3 separate regions of the Homo sapiens genome follow, and regions 1 and 2 are each linked to region 3. The links are chromatin contacts, found by Hi-C or POLR2A ChIA-PET in ENCODE. All regions are on one chromosome and are shown on one strand. The core of a region is the stretch at or near the end of the contact, and the rest is flanking DNA. Distances in the headings are between cores, read along the strand shown. Region 1 overlaps RREB1 (ras responsive element binding protein 1). Region 2 overlaps FARS2 (phenylalanyl-tRNA synthetase 2, mitochondrial). Region 3 holds the start of LY86 (lymphocyte antigen 86).

Evidence for each region. A loop is a pair of places that touch in the nucleus more often than their neighbours do. ChIA-PET counts read pairs that join two places held with the same protein, here RNA polymerase II (POLR2A). Pooled maps may share reads with other maps.
Region 1: a map of naive thymus-derived CD4-positive, alpha-beta T cell shows a loop between it and region 3 (2.5-fold over the local background). The contact joins the enhancer-like site here to the promoter of LY86 in region 3. A Hi-C loop is called at or near these places in 1 of 168 maps with a recorded cell type or tissue (naive thymus-derived CD4-positive, alpha-beta T cell), 24 of 37 single-sample maps with no recorded cell type and 7 of 50 pooled maps. POLR2A ChIA-PET finds 5 or more read pairs at or near these places in 1 of 52 experiments (OCI-LY7).
Region 2: a loop to region 3 is called in a map of B cell, with 3 times the contacts of the local background. The contact joins the enhancer-like site here to the promoter of LY86 in region 3. A Hi-C loop is called at or near these places in 1 of 168 maps with a recorded cell type or tissue (B cell), 3 of 37 single-sample maps with no recorded cell type and 4 of 50 pooled maps.

Annotation. Positions count from the first base shown.
Region 1 is chr6:7,134,307-7,138,795 of GRCh38, reverse strand. The region is part of intron 1 of RREB1 (ras responsive element binding protein 1); the gene reads right to left. Among named protein-coding and RNA genes, the nearest start is that of RREB1, 29 kb to the right of the region's middle. RefSeq lists an enhancer at 1,715-1,784. Within about 2 kb of position 1,760, at least 32 of the 41 ENCODE cell types and tissues checked have a DNase peak (open chromatin) inside an H3K27ac peak, as active enhancers do; they include OCI-LY7, where a contact is called at or near this core.
Region 2 is chr6:5,721,797-5,726,587 of GRCh38, reverse strand. The region is part of intron 6 of FARS2 (phenylalanyl-tRNA synthetase 2, mitochondrial); the gene reads right to left. Among named protein-coding and RNA genes, the nearest start is that of FARS2-AS1, 270 kb to the right of the region's middle. RefSeq lists an enhancer at 2,282-2,601. Within about 2 kb of position 2,512, at least 13 of the 41 ENCODE cell types and tissues checked have a DNase peak (open chromatin) inside an H3K27ac peak, as active enhancers do; they include B cell, where a contact is called at or near this core.
Region 3 is chr6:6,586,952-6,591,551 of GRCh38, reverse strand. LY86 (lymphocyte antigen 86) reads right to left here and starts at 2,832. Exons shown (of 5, transcript NM_004271.4): 1 at 2,682-2,832. The coding sequence starts at 2,817. All of the region lies in intron 1 of LY86-AS1 (LY86 antisense RNA 1), which reads left to right. RefSeq lists enhancers at 4,306-4,435, 4,446-4,535.

The DNA.
Region 1 (4,489 bases), core at 511-3,010, 550 kb before region 3:
AAAAAGTGTCATCTAATTGCTCCCATGAAACAATCATATTCATGTCACTTTTGTCCCAATATGCTAGCATATATTGATTTTTAAATGTGTATACTGGTGGGTGCCTTAACCCACTTGTGAATTTCTGGTATTAATAAAGAAATACGAGTGTGAGCTAGAAAACTGTCAATTTTCAGAGCACTGTTTAAAACAGGGCCAAACAGATACATAAATCTATAAGAGCTTTGGATAACAACCACCACTTTGACCTTGGATTACAATGACTAAACTTTCATTTTCTGAAGACTTACAAAAGCTAATCATTTGGGGTAGCTCAAGTTTGAGGGGAGATTCTTTTGTTACTGTTTTTAAAAAGCTCAACTGGATAGTTAATTTAAAAAATATTCAAGTGTCTTTCAGATCCTTCAGAATGAAACTTCAAAATGTTCAACGTAACAGTTTCCTCCCTATTCTGGGTGTGTGCCGAAGTTTTCCTTCCCACCAATTAAGAGAGAAGGCTGGGCCCAACTGAATTATTTGGACAGGAGTTTGATGTCAGTTAAATACCACAGTAACTGGCATTTTCTATCACCTCCAGACTAAAGGACAAATGCCTAATTAACATGGACCAACATGCAGCTTAAACTGGAAAAGTGCCTGTCCTTTTTCTTTCTTTTCTTTTTTTCTGAAAGATTTAGGTCTTTAACATCCTTGAGTTAAAGTGCACAAAGGGTGTCTAATGCCATCTGACTGAGGTGTAAAAGTCTAATTAACTAATGCTTTTTGCAGTGATAGTAAATCAGTTAACATTATTAATCTTCCTGACTAGGCGTAAGTGAGTGAGGAGGGCTATTGAAAAGGAGCTAAACAGTTAGACTGGGTACCCTTGAAAAAGAAAAGGAACTCTGAAAGTGATGACTGATGATACTGAAAATAACTGAGATACTTAAAATCCAACCGCTCGCCGGGCCTACCACCAGGCAAGAGACTCTGAAAGCTGAGGCTGCAGCTCCAGGGCAGGGAGAGGAAGAGGAGGAGCTAGGCGGCCGTGAAATGACTCTCATCTCCCATCCTTCCCTCCCAGCATCACCGAGAGAGACACGACTCTCACGTGCTGGAGGCTTCCCTGCCTTAAATTAACGCTGTACCTTTCCAACTAATGTTTTCAGTAGACCAAACAAAAGTTTGGAGTAGTTTGAGCAAATGACTCCAACAGTGGAGCCAGTTAGGCTAGTTTCAATTCATCAACAACTATCTTAGCATCTGGCTTCTTAGTTTCATCTGCCTATGTGTTTGGCATCCAAAAATGCGCATGCATATCATACTCATGTTAGCAAACCATACTTTATCAAAGGCACTTCCTGCATGTAAACATCTGAAGAGAAAAGGCCAACAGCCAAACAATTTCTGTACCAGGGCTTGGTCTGTCTGTCCTGAGACAATGGCAGTAACTGCAGTCATGCCCTCCACCCTCTTTTCTGGATTCCAACCCTCTATTCCCTGCCTCCCTGTACCCGAGTCTATAAGGCAGCTCCTTCCCTGGGGGCTCAGGGGGGAAGGGAGAGGCATCAGGTCTAGCAGGCACTCTCTTGGTCCCTTGCCTGCTCCTGCCGCCTCCACCCAGGCCTTCCCAGGAAAGCCAGGGGACAGGACTGCTCAACTCCTGACAGCAGCTGGATGTGACGAATTAGCTCTGGGCTTTGGGGAGGGAACTCCCCATGTTGAGGCACTCCCGTCGCCAGATCCTGGGTGATGACCCTAAACCCAGCAAGCTTCCTCCATCTTCTCGAAGAACATCTCAAAGGAGCAGAGTTGGAAAGGGAAGTGAAAGAGGGAGGCCAGGTGCCGCGGTGGCTTCATCTTTTCCCCTCCTCAATATTTCTATCAAGTTTCTGTTTCACTGCCACCTCACATAAGGGGGATATGAACCTATGCATACCTTTTTAATAAAATTCTGAGGCAAACACAACACGTTTGGTTAACGACGGGCTTTCACAAGCCACCTGATAATAAAGAACTCTTGAAAACATCAGGCTTCAGAACTCAGTTCATCCTGAATAAAGATATTTATGCTTTATTTATTGTTTTAAATGTCTTTAGAGGCTGTTATTTGTTACTTTGCACACCATTATACCTAAAAATCACCTCTTCTGTTCAAAAAGGTAGGTTCAAGAGAAAACTTTTCATTTGTACTCCTAAGTTAATTATATATTCATGACCTCCTCCTCAAATAATGTCTCAGGCTGAGGGTAGTGGCTCATGCCTGTAATCCCAACATTTTGGGAAGCTGAGGATAGCGGGTTGCTGGAGCCCAGGAGTTCGAGACCGGCCTGGGCAACATAGCAAGACCTTATCTCTATTTAAAAATAAATAAATAAATAACATCTCTTACAAAATCCTGTTTACTATTATCTCCATATTGCCTAGCCATTGGGATCTGAAGCTACTGAAGGGGGGAGAAATCCTAGCCAATTAAACAATTCTTCAAAACAAACTAAAATCCTTAAGATATAATTTATAACTCATTTCAACTTTTTAAAATACGGGCATTACTGACATCTATAAACAAAGGCAAGAGAGAAGGTGCAGATGAAGTCCCTTTTCAAATCAAACTTCTACTCAAATCAGAATTGTAAAATTGTTTTAGAATTCTTAAAATAAAGTTTGGTGGGTTTTTTCCCCCAGAAACCTGTGTGAGGTCAGTTCCATCAAAAGTCATCATCACCCCTGATCACCTCCTCAGACATGGGAATCTCACTCAGCTGAGACCAACAGTTGGAGGAGGTACTGGTCCCATTGTACAGATGGTCACAGCCCTTTAATTGAGGTCAGCTGACTTGCTTAGTCATATGCCACCTCTCTCACCAGGTCCACCACAGGACAGTAATTTCTCCCTGCCTGTGTAGTAAAAATCCAGCTTTAGTATCAGCAGAAAATCCAAACAATGTGATCTTCCCAAATCCCATTCTTTCCTGTGCTCAGTTGATCCATACTTACTGTCTACCTGTTTTGCTAAGTCCCCTAGAGCAACTTGAAAGGGCTATAAAAGCTTGAAATAAAGATCATGTTAAATGTTTTTGAAAATATACAGATGGCACATAAAACTTAAACGGAATACCTGCTCCCAGTCCCAAGTCCTAGACAAAGGTAGAATACTAAGATGCTTTTCCTGTAGCTAACAAGCACATCAGAAATGAGGCAGTCACCTCCCCTGCCTGCATCTTGGAGAGTTAAGTGGTGCAAGAATGCTGTTGTTGTCAGAACCAGAAGAACAGCAATGAAAGAGGCATCAGCTGTGGAATAACCACAGCTAAGCCACTAGACCCCATTTGAAAAAAAGGAAAATGGAACCACAAGAGAATGAAGTCAGGTTTTTCAGAAAGGTCTCAATCTACCAGCTGGTCTTTTGGCTGCTGCCCTGCCTAAAAGCAGCTTTCAGAATGCTTAGAATTTCCCTGGATTTACGGTCCTAATCCTTTATATGGTACTTTCCAATAGCTTCCATCCTTACAAAGGTTTTTGTTTACGTTTACTGATTAAAAAGAAAGAAAATGCTGCCCATGGGTATCATTGTGTCACCTCCTAAGAAGGCACAAGGAAGATAATTCTACCCATTTTAGAGATGGAAAAACCAAGGTGTGAAGTATATCTTTTTCTGTTTTAATCATAATCAAGGTTGGGCTTGCATTCAGGACCTTACGTTAGTCTCCTAGCTAACAAACCCAGTCCTCTCTCTAATAGATCACAGTAGATTAATTAAAAGGGCCAAGGGAGAGTCATTAAGTATGTCCAAATGTTTCTTACAATCTGGCTGATTGCATTCTCTTTCCCAATAGAATTCTTTGAAATGATGAGGAAAATGAGGTGATATCAAGGGCTGCTCTGGAAACCGTTCAGTGTATGAACAGGTGGAAGAAAATATATCTTCCTAACTTGTCATACAGTGGCGTTTAGCTCTAGTTACAGAACTCCACTTGCGGTTCAGAACTAGTCTAATCGTTATTTTCCTGACATTAGACTTTAGGGTTACATATGCAGGATCTGTCTTCCTCTAGGGCAGGGGCCCTCCAGGGAGCTATTTCAAGGGATCCACTTATTCATTTGCTCATCAAGCATCTAGAAATCAATTAAATTTACACATATATGTACAATTATTTTGCAAGTATATGAAAATGCTGCTGTATTTAATAAAGATAAGTGCCACTAAAATGTCGATAGAGTTTTTCTGTCATTAGAGCTTCTCAACAGAATCTAAAAAAATAATTAAAATCACACTTGGTCTGGAAATTTTTTACATTAAAAGAGTATCTTACATTTAAAAAGATGGGGAATAATTGCTCTAGAATGTCCAAATAACATGACATTGATTAAAGAAAAACATCCAGTAAAAATACAACCACAGATAAAGGACACATCACATCATTCCTAACATTCACAACACAGTGCCCTATGTAAGAGAACAAACACCTTCCTCTCAAGAGAGGCCAACCCTCTAGCGAAAGGACTTTTT
Region 2 (4,791 bases), core at 1,263-3,762, 860 kb after region 3:
CAATTGCAGAAATATTAAAGGAAAACAATTCATGTGCTCCTGCGCTGCCCATCTTAACACGAGTGCCACTGTTTATCTGTGTTTCTTTACGGCCCTGGCTCATGTGCAACCATGTTTTTACATCGTGAGGACCATCATGCATGTGTGGTTTCAGGCTTTATTTCATTTATCATCATTGCCTAAATATTTGCCCATGCTGCAGCAGAGTCTTCATTCTTAGCATCATACTGGCGGGCTCCAGCCATCATCTAGGAGCCCCCTGGCACTGGGCCTGCTGGTGAGGGAGTGAGGCGCTGCAAATTCCTTCCCCAAGTCTACGCGTGGGCAGCATGGCCTCAAACATGCACACGTGTATTGTAACCCCTGATGAGGGCCTTCTGGAGGTGATTAATCCCAAGTGAGGATTAAAAAAAAAAAGATTCTAAAAAGAAAAAAAGAGCCAGGTTTCTACTTATGTGAGTGAACACAGTGCAGGTGCCGTTTTGAGGAAGGTGGCAGCATACCTAGTCTTTTAAAGTCAGGCCTCTACTGTGCCCTACTGTGAATGACACCCACTGACCCAAATTCATCCACCTCCTTCCAATGCCTATTCCAACAATGATGATGACAATGGTGGTGATTATAATACCAGCTTACCCTTATTTATTTATTTAGAGGCAGAGTCTTGCTCTGTTGCCCAGGCTGGAGTGCAGTGGCCCCATCTCGACTCACTGCAACCTCTGCCTCTCTGGTTCAAGCGATTCTCCTGCCTCAGCCTCCCGAGTAGCTGGGATTACAGGTGTGCGCGCCACGCCCAGCTAATTTTTGTATTTTTAGTAGACACGGGGTTTCGCCATGTTGGCCAGGCTGGTCTCGAACTCCTGAGCTCAACTGATCCACCAGCTTTGGCCTCTCAAAGTGCTGGGATTACAGGTGTGAGCCACCATGCCTGGCCCCAGCTAACCTTTTTAAAGCACTTTTCCACAGCTAGGCAAAGCTCCAAAAATGTCACATGCATCAACTCATTTGCTCTTTTAAGTACATACCACTATTATTTCTGTTTTACAGATGTAGAAACTGAGGCACAGGGAGGCCAGGTAACTCTTCCCACTGCCAGTGGCCAGGACTGGAGCCCGGGCAGCCAGGCTGCAGAGGCCATGCTTGGAACCATTTTAAAATAACTGCCTCAAAACTCAGACCTAACTTCCCTCCCTGCTCAAAGGTCTTCTCACCTGATGATCATCAAACGCAGTTCCAACTTCTTACTCTGGCACTTAATGCCTTGCCCAACCTGCCTCCAAAGCTCCTTTCCAATTTTCTCCCCACGGACACCTTTCACCTTCCTCCATACACCCCAGCGCCCATGTTCAAAGTCATCACGCCATCCCCAAAACAGGCTACGAATTTGGCCATCACTAACCCTCTCTTTCAACTAAAGAAAGCTGCTCAGCACTGGGGTGTCTGCTCCGCATCATCCAGAGATTTCATGGAAATCCCACGGCTTTTAAGTCAGGCCATTGCAAAATACCTTCCCTTAGACAGAAGACATAGCTGACTGTTTTCCACGTGTGGTAACACGGTAATAGCGAGAAACTTCATTTCATCTTTAGAATTTTGTGTGATTATTTGTTTAATGGCATCTGCCCCACTACGTTTTAGTCTCCTGGAAGGAAAGGTCTATGTCTGTGTCTTGTCTGCTGCCTGGCATGGTGCAGGACACAGAGTAGACCTAACATATATTCCAAAAAGGGGCAGATGTATTTCATGTTACTGTGGAGACCTGAATTAGGATTCATCTGTGGAAATTATGGGGCAGATTATGGCTCAATGTAAAGAAGAATTCCCTGATTACAAAGAGTGGTCCTGAAGTACGGTGGGCTGCTATGCACAGAGGCTGAGGGGAGGTGAGTGCAGCCAGTGTCGGGGAGGACACAGAAGCCTCAAGATCCTTCCGTGAGGGACAGTCTTAGCCTCGGCTGGCCCCCGTAGAGCACCAGGCTCAGGCTGCAGGATGCGCTGTCTCCTGCCAGGCACAGTCATGAGAGGAGTTCTCCTCCTCCCTTCTCAACTAGTGGTGGTTTCTTTTTGCGTCCTGGGGGCTCTGTTCCTTGGCTGTGGGCCACCCTGGGGACTCAGAGCTGGCTCTGGCCACCTCATGGGCACAGGCAATCCTGAGACTCAGGCCACAGTGGCACTACTATGGTCATGGATATTTCGTGATGACCACAAAGGGAAGGGATGGCTCCAGCAACGGAGTCCCCTGTCATTTCCTGTGTGCAAACATTCTGCTTACTCCTTGTCCCTGCTAGCTCCTCTTCATCCTGGAACCCAGAATCACCCAGCTCCTCTTGAATCCAGCAGGGAGGGCACCGGTGGTTGCCCTCTCAGGTCTCTGATGGCTGACAGCCCTGTGCCAACCCTTCCTTAGGAAAGGCGTCTAAGCTGTGGAAGCTGCCTAATGGCGCAGATTCTAAGCCCCATCAGAGAAGTGAAACCATGCAGTGTGGGGAAAAGGGAACTGAAATTGAAAACCCTTGCCTGGAGCGGCCTCCCGTGTAACCCACTGGGGCGGCCCTTCCTTTCCCGCCGAGCCCACTCTTTCTCTGACAGCCCCTGTGCGGTGGACAGCCCAGCGTGGCCACCGCTCTGCAGGGTGTTTCCTCTGTCTTGGGGGAGTGTGCCTGTTACTAGCTGGGCCCCTCACAACAGAGACCGCCTGCTGTGGCCGCTTCTAAAATTCATTTCAAGGCACAGTTTGGCCCAAAGCCCTGAAGCCTCTTTTCAGGAAGAAAGCAAGGAGCCTCCCAATTTCATTTTGTTTTCTTACTGCTTGTTCAAAGAACAATCATATAAGATAAAAATACCATCCCCAGGCAAAGAGAATTTAATTCAAACATTCTTGAGAACAGATTCAACAACCTTTTCCTCACACGCAAAACAAAAACAAACCTGCTTCATTCTTGGTTTTTCCCAGTTACATAAAGAAAGGAAAAATGGATCGAGAGAGGCAGTGTATACAGGAGAGAGAATCTCCACCTGTGCAGTAAACGTGACTGAGAGGCTTGTGACAGCGGTTCACAGGCATTGTCCTGTTCGATGTTCTCAACAAGCCTATGAGCGGATCCTGCAATTATTCCACATCATAGATGAAGAAGATGAAGACACTGAGGCCTGGAAGGGTCTGCAGCGTGTCCAAGGGTGCACACAAAGCCGAGTTTTGAATCCAGCAGCCTTTTCCCATGACCCATGATACTACACTTGATATTTGCAATAACTAGGGTTGAACAAGCTAGAAATCAAACGGCATGTAAATAAATGAAATATATAGATATGAGCTTTGTTTCTTTTCTACCCTTATTCTCTTTTTATATCAAACCCAGGGGCACGTACTTGGGTCTGTCATGACCCACGGCTCCCGACACACTCGCGAGTGGCCCATTCGTGGCCTGTCACCTTCACTCACTCACCCTTACTTAATAAGATCACAAACACCCACAAAACCCCACTCACCCCCAGAACCGGAACTCGGATGAGGACTTTTGTCCATCTGTGGAGTCTTCCCCAACTCATCCTCCTGCCTGCCCTCTCTCAGGGAATCACTGTTCTGAATCCTTGTTTATTGCTCCCTTGACTTCCTTTGTAGATAGCTCTGAGGTTTTAGTAAGTTGTTTATTTTATAAAATGAATACCATGCTGTATGTAATCTTTTGGGATTTTCTTTTTTACTTATATTTACAACTTCATAACTAGGGTTTAGAGTTTCAAACCCAGTCGTGGCCCCCTAGAGAAGAATGGAGGTGGAAGTGGGGTGAGGGGAGACTTCCTGAGGCTACAAGGTGGACATGACCTTTCACCTTGCTTCACACCCCTCCAAGGACATCCTCGTTGCACTCAGAATAAAATCCAGCTCTCACCTTGGTTCCTCAGGCCCGATCAGTGTAGCCCTTGACAGCCTCACTGACCTTTTCTCTCCCTGCGCTTCCCCCTCCTCACCATGCTCAGCACAGGGGTTCTTCTGCTGCCCCTGGAACATTCCCTGTGAGCTCTTGCCATCAAGCCTGGGCTGGCTATCCCAGTCGACCTGCTCTTAAGTTTCATCTTAAACGTCACTGCCTCCGCAGCCTTTCAGGGCCATCCCACCTGAGATAACCCCTCTGTCACAGCGCACTGCTTTGTTTTGGTTACAGCACCCCTGATGTATTTTGTTTATTATCTATCTTCCCCCTTTACAAGAAAAACGTCTTGTCTATGTCAAACTGTATATCTAGTGAGGAGTTTTAAAAGACTGTTCTGCAGACCTGTGGGGGTCTCCAAAACCCTTTCAGGGATTTGTAAGGTCAAAGCATTTTCATACTATTAAGACTTTATTTGCCCTTTTCGCTGTATTGCCACTTACATCTTTGGTGCAAAAGCAACAGTAGATAAAACTGTGGGTGCCTTAGCTGGGATCAAGGTAGTGGCACCAGCTTATACTGGCAGTCACTGCATTTTTTACCATCTCACACTTACAAGGAAAAAAACAACAATTTGTTTCATCCATTAAAGCTGGAAAAAAAGAGAATATTTAAAACGTCCTTAAAAAGCACTACAAATTATTACCTTTATTAAGTTTCAACCCTTGATATGCCTTTTTTATATTCTGTGTGACTCAGTGGGAAACACACACAGAGAACCCGTGGTACACGCTGAAGCACAAGGTTGTCTCAAGGAAATGTGCATCTGAGATTCAACTGTGAGCTGAACCAGCAACTCTTTTTCATGGAACATTATTTTTACATGGAAGAAGTACTGACAGACCAATGATGGCAGAGA
Region 3 (4,600 bases), core at 1,583-4,082:
TGAGGTGTTATCATTAGTATTTTCATCAGTCTTTAAGCCTCAACTTAGGCTTGGTGACTCCTTTTCCAACAGATCCAGATACCAACCTCACCATCGTCTGACTACTATGTCCCTGGTGCACAATGCCTGCCTTCACTACAGCCTTTCACACAAAGCATTTACCCTGTTGCTTAATTGTCTGATCGTCCCACTCCCTTGGATGAGAACTGCATCTCTTCCATCTCTTATTCTGAGTGGCTTGGCTAAGACATTCACTGACTCCATGGGGAAACTTCACCTACAGAGGAAAGAGCCATCCTCCTGTGGGCAGGTGATGTGTCCTTGTTCTTTCCCTGACGTGCCCAGTCCTCTTGCAAGTGACTTGAAAGGATGCACCAGCCTGGCTGCAGGCAGAGGGTGAGTCTGGGAGACAGATCAGCTGTGGCAACCTTTATGCAAGGATGAATTGGAAAAACCAACCCTGACCAGTCCATTTATCTCACATCTTGCTTCTCATCCTGCACTGAAAATGAATGGGATACTAGTGGTCCTGACGCCATGGGAAAACCTAGAGTGACAAGATCAGCACTTCCAGCATCCAGTCGTTCATTCTCTTTTACTTATTTTTAATTTTTGTGTGTGTGTGCACTTCAATGTCCCTTATTTTTAAAAGTGAGGTCAAATTGAACAAATGGCCCTGGTGACTAGAGTGACCATCTGGACCTCTCTGGGCAGCTCTTTGGGTGGCAGTTGTAGGATCAGGTACTTGCTCAAGCACTGCATCCTCATCACTCCCCAGCTTAGAGTGAGGCCAATTCAGATGCTTAATCAACTTCTCTTTTCCATCTCCTGTAGTTCAAACGGCATTTTGCCCCCATCTCCCTCCAAAGTGGCAGATATCACAATGCCATGCGTTTGCACAAGCCAGTCCCTCTAACAGCAGATGTGATCCTGAGGCTGGGCTCCTGAGTTGCTCCCCACTTGGGAGCCCTGTATGGGATGAATTGCATCCCCTCAAATTTATGTATTGAAGTCCCAACCCCCAGTACAGTACAGCCCCCTTATCCAAGATTTCACTTTCCAAGGTTTCGGTTACTCTCAGCCAACTGCAGTCCAAAAATATTAAATAGAAAATTCCAGAAATAATTCATTAGTTTGACATTGAGCATCCTCCTGAGTAGCATGATGAAATCTCGTGCTGCCCAGCCCACCAGGAACACGAATTGTCTAGAATATCCATGTTGTCTCTACTACCGGCCTGTCCGTCACTTAGTAGCTGTCTCATTTATTGGGTCCAAAAACCATAGTATATGTAGGGTTCAAAACGATCTATGATTTCAGGCATCCACTGGGAGTCTTGGAACGTATTCCTAGCAGACTGGGGGGGGACTACGGTATCTTAGAATGTGACTGTATGTGGAGATAGGGTCTTTTTTTTTTTTTTTTTTTTTTTTAAGACAGAGTTTCGCTCCTCTTGCCCAGGCTGGAGTACAATGGCACGATCTTGGCTCACTGCAACCTCCACCTCCTGGGTTCAAGCAATTCTGCCTCAGCCTCCCAAGTAGCTGGGATTACAGGCGCGTGCCACCATGCCCAGCTAATTTTATATTTTTAGTAGAAACAGGGTTTTTCCATGTTGGTCAGGCTGGTCTTGAATGCTTGACCTCAAGTGGTTCACCCTCCTCAGCCTCCCAAAGTGCTGGGATTACAGGTGTGAGCCATCATGCCCTGCTGGAGATAGGGTCTTTAAAGAGCTGATTAAGCTAAAGTGAGGCCATGGAGGTGGGCCCTAATCTGATATGATTGTGTACTTATAAGAAGAGGAGATGAGGACACAGATGTACACAGAGGGAAGAGCACATGAGGAGACAGGGAGAAGATGCCACCTAGAAGCAAAGAAGAGAGGTCTCAGGAGAAACCAGCCCAGCTTCCAGAGCTGTGAGGAAATAAATCTGTTATTTAAGTCCCCAGCCTGTGGTGGTTTGTTATGGCAGCCCTAGCTGACTAAGACACAGCCCGATTGGTTGGTTCTGACACTTCTTACCACAGTTCACTGCATTCTCTTCACTGAATTGCAATTATCTGTTGGCGTATTGGGTTGGCCCGCTGGGGTGACAGGCCTGGCATATGCACTTTTATTATCTCTAGCACTGAGAAACCCTGGCATTGATAGCTGCATGCGAAGTGCTTGCTGAATTCATGAGAGCTACTGCTGCAGTGAAAGCTCTGAAAGTGTCCAGAGAGGGACAGGAATCTTCTCTTTGGGCAGAAGTGATCTTTTCACTTCACTTGCAAAGTACATCAGATGGAAAGGTAGCCCAGGTGTACGGTGTTGAGGAAGGGCCTACTGGAAGCTGCTTTTCCTAATTTTCAGCTGGTGAGGTTTGATGATTTGGTAGACTCACTGATCATTTTGTTCTTTTTTGGGTTCTGTGGTGTTAGTAAATGGCTATATTTAGATTCAATTTCTCTTTCTTGTACTCTTTGTTGTTCTGCCATTCTCTTCCGCTCCCAGTCCTGGCCCCACCGCTCCTTCTTCCAAAAGCTCCCAGTGGCCCTCCCAGACCTGCTGCAGGTGGAGAAAGTGTTCAGCTGCTGGTCCCCTCTCCCCTCCCACCCCAACTCCAACTGAGCACTAGCGGCTCACATCTGTGGGCCTTGCTTTCCCCATAAACACACATGGGTGTACTGCAAGGGCTTACCGCAACTCTGGTAGAGCACTTCCAAGCCGCTGTCGCTACAGACCACGTGTGTGGGCCAGGCTTTCCCACCGCCGCCTCCACTGCAGCTGGGAAAAATCAGAGTCCAGAGGAAGAGAGTGGCTGTGAAACCCTTCATGGTGGGGGCCTGTATGGGACACACAGAAAAATAACCGGCCAATAAAAAGCCTGTAAAATTTCTTCCTCTCCCCTCACCAAGGCAGTTGGATGTTCAGTTTCACTTCTCAAATTTTAGACTCGCTGGGAACCACAGTCAGAAGTAAAAGGCTGAGAGCAGAGGCATTTGAATACTGTTCCCCCAGGACCTTGAATCTACAGGTGTGGCTGGTCTGGTCTGGGGTAGGATGCGTGCTGACTTTCTGCTTTCACAGGGAGAGGGTCAGTAGTGATGCGTGAACTTACCTCTTGGGGGCCCCTCAGAACAGCCTCCACCCCCAGGTGAGGCTGTAAACTTGGGAAAGACAAAGCGCAGGCCACCATCTGTTTCCCATCTCCAGCCCCCGAGTCTCTGCAGGCTCTTGATGCAGGCTGTGTATGGACCCAGGGACCTGGCTGCAGCCAGCAGGCAGCAGTTGATAGCACGAGGGCTACAGAATGACATTTGGAATCTGGAATGAGGCTTTGGCCCTATTGTCACTTTCCTCTCCTCTGGCTTTGGCTCTGCTCTTAGGTTTGGGATTTTAGCAGTGAATTGTCCAGCTGCAGAACAGACCTTGTTTTGGGAGCTGCAGATGTGGTCTCTGGAGATGAGGCAGAGGCAATAGCCCTGAGAAGTGAGCCGTGTTCTATTTCTGGGTTTGGCTTGGTAGAAAAAGTAGGAAGGGTGGGGAGGTGGGGCCACCCTTAAGGAGGCTGGTTTGCTGGTTTTGGTGTTAGTGGGATCATTGACATCACATCTCACTTTCTCTTCAAAGCCAAGATTCTGTCTTCCTTCTTCCATGTATCTCTATTCTGCTGCAGGACAGCAAGGTTTCTCAGTCTTGATTCCTCAACCCCGCCCCAGCTTCACCTTAATGTAAGAGGACCAGAGTCAGTGCCAAGGTCAGCAGATTTCAGGAGCAATAGAAAACACTATTTTCCCTGGGAGGAACAGCATTTTTCTGAATGCACTAGGTAAATTTACTATTTCTGCTGATGGCTAAGCAAAAATTAGAGTTAGCTCAAAACTTTTTTTGAAATAGGTGGAACATAATTACCAATAAATTAATTGGTAAATAATTTGGATTTCTTGATAGACATCAGAGAGTGGTCATTTGGAGAAGGAACAGTTGTGGATTGATTATTTTTAGGTACCTCTGCAAATAAGTTCAGTGATGATGGCTTTCAACAGCAGTTCTCAAAGTGCGGCCTGGGAAGATGACAGCCTCAGCTTCCACTGGGGGCTTGTTAGAGATGCAAATTCTGGGCTACTCAAGACCTATTAAATCAGAAACTCTGGGGGGCGGGACTCACCATTCTGGATTTTCACAAGCCCTCCAGGTGTGCCTGATGCAGTCTCAAGTTTGAGAACTGCTGGCTTTTACAGAACATAAAGCGAAGGTTGAGCCCCAAGGGAGTGGTGGGAAGTTGCTCTAAGAAGAGACAAGGTGGCCCCTCTGGCCTGTGTGAGCGGAAGGCAGCTGCGCTGTGAGCAAGATCTCGGGAGATGAGAGTCTGAAGCTTATGGTGAGAGCAGCGGCCCTGGTGGAAGCGTGGTAGCCCCTAGAAGGTCCAGGATGGAACACAGAAGCTTTCCCTTGGGATATGTGAGTGCTCCAGCAGTTGTAAAGAGAGCTCTGAACATATGTGAGTGAGGAGAGCAATTGAGGGTGAGAACTTCCTTCCCTGCAAAGTGCGTCATGATTGACACTGGAGGAGGAGTCCAGGAGTGCAGGGCAGGGAGCAGAAAACCTAGCAGAGAG